Linked DNA regions of Homo sapiens: region 2 is linked to region 1. A link is a contact called in ENCODE Hi-C or POLR2A ChIA-PET data. All regions are on one chromosome and are shown on one strand. The core of a region is the stretch at or near the end of the contact, and the rest is flanking DNA. Distances in the headings are between cores, read along the strand shown.

Region 1 (3,793 bases), core at 365-2,864:
TTGGAGGTTTGGAGTAGAGGAGGGATACTATCTGTCTAAAAAGAAAAACAACATTTAGAAATATAACAGTATGGGCCGGGCATGGTGGCTCAGGCCTGTAATCCCAGGACTGTGGGAGGCCAAGATGGGCGGATCACTTGAGGTCAGGAGTTCGAGACCAGCCTGGCTAACATGGTGAAACCCCGCCCCCCACCCGTCTCTACTAAAAATACAAAAATTTTCCCAGGGTGGTGGCGGGTGCCTGTAATAACAGCTACTTGGGGGGCTGAGGCAGGAGAATCACTTCAGCCTGGGAGGAGGAGGCTGCAGTGAGCCGAGATTGCGCCACTGCATTCCAGCCTGGGCGACAGAGTCAGACTCTGTCTCAAAAAAAAAAAAGAACGGTATGAGCAAAGAGTGAGTAAGGCAGTTATCAGATGTCTACTTTGCCAGGAATCAGGCTACAGCAAATAAAGGTTTATACATAATATTGATAATAAATGCCCAGCTCTTCCCCTGTAAAACTCCAATACTCTAAGATTTTTTTCATGAACACCGCCCCCCGCTGCTCCGACCCCTGCTTTTTTATTTATTTATTTATTTATTTGGTAGAGATGAGGTCTCACTATGTTGACCAGGCTGGTCTCGAACTCCCAGCTCAAGCGATCCTCCTGCTTCTGCTTCCTAAAGTGCTGGGATTACACCGCGCTCGGTCCTGAACACACATTTTGTTTGTTTGTTTGTTTGTTTACAAAACCCCTGGAGAACCCGCGTATTCTAACCTGGGCTGGTTTTTGTATTTTTGCAAAATAACACCCCACACATTCTCGTATCAGCGTGCAGATTTTTTTGCACCCAGTTTGGTTGTTTGCGGCCATAAGCTTTTCTTTAAGCCTTTCCAACCCGTCCTTCTAGAGAAAGTGTCTTCATAAGGAAGTCACACTGCTCACGCCTGTAATCCCAACACTTTGGGAGGCCGAGGCGGGTGGATCACTAGGTCCGGAGATCGAGACCATCCTGGAAAACACAGTGAAACCCCGTCTCTACTAAAAATACAAAAAATTAGCCGGGCGTAGTGGTGGGTGCCTGTAGTCCCAGCTACTCCGAAGGCTGAGGCAGGAGAATGGCGTGAACCCGGGAGGCGGAATTTGCAGTGGGCCGAGATCGCGCCACTGCACTCCAGCCTGGGCGACAGAGTGAGACTCCGTCTCAAAAAAAAAAAAAAAATAAATAAATAAAAAATAAATAAAAGGAAGTGACACTGGATAATTAAGAGACACACCATTGCGCCTTTAACACATATTCACACCCAGCACTGTCACATCCATCGTGCCTTGAGGACAGGCATAAATTTACGGCCTTCCTCCTGCGCTCCCGGCCTGCTCCTAGCCTTTGACTAGAGCCTGCGCAGCATCCCAGTCCCAGGCTAGGGCCCACCGGTGCCGCGCAGCCTCCTGGAAGCTGTGGGGAGTAGCGTTCCTCCGCTCCAGAACTACAACTCCCAGCAGGCCTTGCTCCTCTCCACCTCCCTCGCAGCGCATGGCCTGCCGGGAGGGGGCAGGTAGCCGGCGGGCCCGGTCCAATGGGTGCCGGCTTCCGAGGAGAGGGCGGAGGAGAGGAGGAAGGAGGCGAACTGTGGGCCCCGGCCCCATTCATTGCCGTGGCCGGCGGGCACTGGGGCCCCGTGTTTTCAGAGTCATGGAGGCGCTAATTCCTGTCATAAACAAGCTCCAGGACGTCTTCAACACGGTGGGCGCCGACATCATCCAGCTGCCTCAAATCGTCGTAGTGGGAACGCAGGTGAGAGCAGCAGGCGGCGTTCGCTCGGGCCAGACCCCGGCCGCAGGCCTGGTCGGTGCTGCGGCAGTGCCCACTCCCGCGCCAGCGCCCACTCCCGCGCCAGCCTTTGGGGCCTGTGGGAGGAGGGCCTTGCTGGGGGCCCCAGGGCTCTCCGGGCTCTGCCGCACCCGCCCTCCCGGGGCAGCGTTGCATCAAGGCGGAGAATCCGGGGCCCGGCCAGGGGCGGAGCCGGCGCGGCGGGCCTGGCTAGCCCGGCGGGTCCCGGGGACAGGAGAGGGAAGGATGGGGCCGGCGGGCGGAACTGGAGTCCGCTGGGACCGGGCGCGGCCTCGTCCGCGTGCCGCTGCCTCCAAGGGCACCTGGGGGACGCGCGGGGCACTCGGGTCTCGCTGGGCTCGGTGGGCTGGCTGTTCCCATCACTGTTGGCTTTCGTGAGACGGGTGTTTTATTTCCCTCCTTGCCTTGCCCAGGGACTGCGGAGTTAGTTTTGGAATCGCTCTGTTGAGGCTGAGAGACGCTACGGTGCGTGAGCGCCAGTGTTTTCCTGCAGTATAATTCCACCAGGTTTCGAGAACGCCGAAGCAGCATTTTAAAAAAAGAAAAACAAAACGTGTATCTAGAGTTCTGCGGGTGTTGGGAAGGAATATCCGATTTTTCTGCGTAGGCTGTGCTTTTTGTCTTCCACAGTTTTGTGATCGTGACCTAAATTGGGCATCAGTTTCTCTGGTCTTCTCATAGCTAACTCATTTTTTTTTGAATGCAGAAATGTTGGCAAAATAACTGTTATTTCTAGAGTGACAGAGGAGAAGTATAATTTTCCTTTTCTCTGCTACTTCGATTAGAGTTCAGAGAAACGGATTTTAGAAATTAGTATATTGATATTAAGTGCTTTCATTTCTTAATAGTATCTTTTCTATTGAGAAGGAGCGGTTTCCCCATCATTTTCCAGGAGGTACATAGTATAGGGTATAAGTGCTATCAGAAGGAACTTACTGTTCAAAGTATTAGTGGCTATCCAAACACTGGAAACTATAGACACCCTGTACTCGTTTGTTTGTTTGTTTGTTTTTTTGGCTTTTAAATAGTTGAAGCAATAGAAATTGTTTTAGAAACACATTTCCTTGGTCTGCGATAGGATTGGGAAAGATTCTGCTCAATCTTGCCTACGTATTCTAGTATTTGTAACAATATTTGTAATGTTTGGAGACTCAGAAGCATCAAACAAATTACGAGGATTATTTTTTATTGAACATAATTTTGTTCAGTCTGGGACATATAGTAAGTGCTCTGTAAATATTTTGAGTAAATATTGCTCACTCTAACCACAATGTTTTAAAACACTGGGACTTTTATCATCAAAACTAACCTGTTTTTGTAAAAAGTTAGAGATAATATAAATTAAGTCTTTGATAGTAAGTGATTCAGAAGTGTCTTCTAGCTGCACACTAGAAACTTTCCACATACTTTTAAAAGAGAGTCTCAGTGCTTTTTAAGCATGAGGAAGTAAAAGAATTAGGGATATAGTGTGTCAGCATAAATAGTTTAAAATCAATAAGTTGTTTTTTTCTTTTTACACAAAATAGAGTTTATTTTGGTCAGTAAACCTGTTGGCAAAATACAGAGTGGCAGGAGAGAAAAGTAAAGATCCCATCCTTCTGAAAGCCATTAACATGTGCAAAAACCATCCTAGTACTGACAGTTATATGCTATATTTGCATGTTGGTGTTTGAAATTTCTCAAGAGGTCAGTTTTTCTACTTGATTTAATGAGGGTTATTTCCATCTAAGTTCTTATTAGCTGATAATCAGTCTTTTACTCAAGTACAGAAGAAATACAGAATAGAAATTATCCGAGGTAGGCAGATCACTTGATTCCAGGAGTTCAAGACCAGCCTGGGCAACGTGGGGAAACTCCATCTTTACGAAAAATACGAAAATTAGCTGGGCATGGTGGTGCGAACCTGTAGTCCCAGCTACTCTGCAGGCTGAGGTGGGAGGATCACCTGAGCCTGGGA
Region 2 (3,793 bases), core at 351-2,850, 540 kb before region 1:
TCAAAGCTTGTATTGATAGAAGTTCTCCAAGTGCTTTAAATATATTAACTCATTCAGACTCACCAAGCTGTGCATTTTTAGTTTATAGAGTTGATATCAGTATTAAATAGGAATATGTATGTGTATGTATTTATATATGTATGCAGATGGTCCCTGACTTAACGATGGTTCATCTTAATGATTTTTTGACTTTATAATTATTTTTTGACTTTATAATTTTTTGACTTTATATAAACCATATTTTGGGTGCCCACACGTCTATTCTGTTTTTCACTTTCAGTACACCAGTCAACAAATTACATGAGCTATTCAACACTTTACTTTAAATAGGCTTTGTGTTAGGTGATTTTTGCCCAAATATAGGCTAATGTAAGTGTTTTGAGCATGTTTAAGGTAGGTGAGGCTAAGTAAGCTGTATTTGATAGGTTAGGCGTATTAAATGTATTTTTGACTTATGATATTTTTCAAACTATGATGGGTTTACTAGGACATAATCTCATCATCAGTTGAGGAGCATCTGTATATGTATGTGTTTAGATAGATATAATTAGATATCTATATATAATAGATTCTATGCTATGGGCATTGTAAGTTCTAAATTGCTTCAGTGGCATTATTGTACATTCTTACATAAGATTGAAGAATTTTGTGATTTTGATTAATTTATATCCTTCAAAGTGACCAGGAAGGTAGAGTTTGCATGCAGAAAATTTGCATGTATATTAATTCCATAAATAATGTTTGTAGTTAAATTTTCATTTTGTTTAAACATTTTTTACAAGATAGAGTTTACTCAGTGCTGTTATTTAGCAGCTGTGTGTATGACTTCATAATTTAGGGGGCTGTCTGTTTTGTGTTCTAAGCCACGTGGCTGCTGTGGTGACTGCTTTAGAAACTTTCAGTTCCCTTTGCTGTGAAACAGGTTTCAGTGCATCGTCCCTGTGTATAAGGTCAGGTTTCTTACATGGACTCACTCTGTTTCTGTAAATTTGTCTGAGAATTTTCAAGGCAGTGCTTTCATGGCCTCTCCTCTAATTTTGTGTGTGTGTGTTTGTGTGTGTCTGTGTGTGATGATGAAAAAGTCAAAAGCCCTAAAATTAAATCAGAGTTTAATCCATGTCCCTAAACTAGATAAGCTGCTTTAGACCTTTTCCTTATCCCTTACACGTCGCTCAGTAAATACTTGCTGATTGACTTTCAAATTCAGATTACTTTTACGCTAGCATACGGTGGGCACAAAGGGTTTTTTTGTTTATTTGTTTGTTTGAGACGGAGTCTCGCTCTGTCGCCAGGCTGGAGCGCAGTGGTGCAATCTCGGCTCACTGCAACCTCCTCTTCCTGGGTTCGAGCGATTCCTCGTGCCTTAGCCTCCCAAGTAGCTGGGACTACAGACAAGCGCCACCACGCCCAGCTGATTTTTGTATTTTTAGTAAAGACGGGGTTTCACCATGTTGGCCAGGATGCTCAAACCCCTGACCTCGCGATCCGCCCGCCTCGGCCTCCCAAAGCGCTGAGATTACAGGCGTGAGCCACCGCTCCTGGCCTGGGCACAGAGTTAAAAAAAAAATACTGGTAACAGAAAACTTGTTGGCGTGTTTCAGTTTTCAGAGTCTTCTATAAGGTCTTATACCAGCCGAGAAGCAGCAGAACCATCTGTCCGTGTACCGAGGACGGATCTCAGCAGCTCTCTGTTCAGTGGCTCCTGCCTTTGTAGTGGATTCCCTTGCTGTGCTGTAATTAAGTCAGCCGGCAGGAGTTCCTGTTTTGAGGGGGCCTCTCCCGGCTGGAGAAGTACCACTGCCTTTGTGTTACCTGCCATGTTATTGTGGAGTGGATAATTTTTTTTTCCTGCATGGGTCTTGGTTTAACAGCAGGATCCTCTGGGCTTCTTCCAAGAAGCACCACATTTCCCTGAAAATAAATGGCAGATGAATTATTTCTTGAGATTATGAAAATCTGTTAGATGAAAGCTTGCCTTTTTCTCATGTTCAAAACAATGCTAAATGCTTATAATTATACTCCCAATGAATTACTTCTTTCACTGGCTTCCTTTGCTCTGGCAAAGGTGGATTTTTTTTCCATGGCAGAGAAATTTTATAAAAAATGTAATATTTTAGAAAATGCCTAAATGTCAAGAATACAACATCTTGTTTGTTGTTGTTGTTGTTGTTTTGTTTGTTTTTTGATACGGAGTCTCGCTCTGTCGCCCAGGCTGGAGTGCAGTGGCGCAATCTCAGCTCAATGCAACCCCGCCTCCCGGGTTCAAGCAATTCGCTGCCTCAGCCTCCCGAGTAGCCTCCATTGAAGGAAGTGCCATAGTGTGGGAGGATCTTTTTATTTTCTACGCGCACCGTATTTGATTCTGTGTTTACAGGAACTGTGTCTGTAGACAAAAAGCAAAATGTTGGGGTTTAGTTTCTTCAGGTGAATAAAATGTTACTTGCATCTCCTCATTGTCACAGTGTTCGTATTACATACTTCGTGTGTGTAGTTTTGGCATTTAAGGAAACAGAGCTAAAAAAAAAACAAAGGACAATAACTGCATCAACAACATGTTATACACCAGAGGAAATGCGGCGACTTAGGTTCTGTGATGGGAAACCCGGATTTTTTTGTTGTACTTGAAATCTTCCGTAGAACGTACGTGTTTGCATGACCCAGAAAGGAAAACACATTGGAGGACTTTGTACTAGTTCCATTCTAATTCTGTAAAATTCTCACAAATTCAGGCATCTGTTAACCCTTCGAGGGCATATAAGTTCAGAGCCATGTTTTCTGTTTTGTGTCTTTCCCTTTGGCGGAGTGGTTACCTTTTCTGAGCCCTTGGCTTGCTTTCTGTGAACATAAGGCGCTCCATCTGCCGCTTTAAAGTGAAGATTTATAATTCAAACAAGACAGCGTTTCGATGTTGCACTCCTGTCTTATTAGATATCAACTTAAAGTTAAGAAAATGGAATTATTCAAGGCCTTGTTATCTAGTTTATAGCTTATTCAGAATTTATATTTCTGATTTTTTTTTGTCCTGATGACTGCCTGTGACTAATTTGTGTTTTTGTTATTAAGCTAAGATTGTATGAAAAATATGGCAAAAACAAAATTCTATATTTCTAATGCCCCATGAGAAATCTGATTTAGAGGCCCTTCCTTTGGACACACTTTTTGTTTTGTTTTGTTTTTGAGCGGAGTCTTGCTCTGTCGCCCAGGCTGGAGTGCAGTGGTGCAATCTCGGCTCACTGCACCCTCCACCTCCTGGGTTCAAGCGATTCTCCTGCCTCAGCCTCCCGAGTAGCTCGGAGTACAGGCGCCCGCCACTACGCCCAGCTAATTTTTCTATTTTTAGTAGAGGTGGGGTTTCACCATGTTGGCCAGGCTGGTCTCAAACCCCTAACCTTAAATGATCCATCCGCCTCAGCCTCCCAAAGTGCTGGGATTACAGGCGTGAGCCACCGCGCCTGGCCTGGACACCCATTTTGAATAGCACTTACCACAGATTCCCGAAGCCAGTGGTTTTCTAGCCTTTTTATTCGCCGTTCGTTGTAAGCTTCTTGAGTCTTGGTGATTCTTGTTTCATTTGTTTTTGTTTCTCCCCAGAGCCTAGCACATAGTAGGTGACGAACAAATGTTCATCGAATGTATGGGCTCAACCATAGTCTATTTTTTTCAAAAAGGTATAAATCTTATCAATGTTTTACATTTTGCTGAACAAAACAGGAGAGAGCGGATTCTTTTCAAATAGGAAAAATTAGGGAGGGAAAAGAGGGATTGACTGAAACTCTATTGAAGTATGTCAACA

Evidence for each region. A loop is a pair of places that touch in the nucleus more often than their neighbours do. ChIA-PET counts read pairs that join two places held with the same protein, here RNA polymerase II (POLR2A). Pooled maps may share reads with other maps.
Region 2: a map of B cell shows a loop between it and region 1 (4-fold over the local background). The contact joins the enhancer-like site here to the promoter of DNM1L in region 1. A Hi-C loop is called at or near these places in 1 of 168 maps with a recorded cell type or tissue (B cell), 4 of 37 single-sample maps with no recorded cell type and 6 of 50 pooled maps. POLR2A ChIA-PET finds 5 or more read pairs at or near these places in 1 of 52 experiments (H1).

The regions. Positions count from the first base shown.
Region 1 is chr12:32,677,687-32,681,479 of GRCh38, forward strand. DNM1L (dynamin 1 like) reads left to right here and starts at 1,615. Exons shown (of 20, transcript NM_012062.5): 1 at 1,615-1,779. The coding sequence starts at 1,678. RefSeq lists a silencer at 1,763-2,172.
Region 2 is chr12:32,138,316-32,142,108 of GRCh38, forward strand. The region is part of intron 1 of BICD1 (BICD cargo adaptor 1); the gene reads left to right. Among named protein-coding and RNA genes, the nearest start is that of BICD1-AS1, 33 kb to the left of the region's middle. RefSeq lists an enhancer at 1,631-1,680. Within about 2 kb of position 1,601, at least 11 of the 41 ENCODE cell types and tissues checked have a DNase peak (open chromatin) inside an H3K27ac peak, as active enhancers do; they include B cell, where a contact is called at or near this core.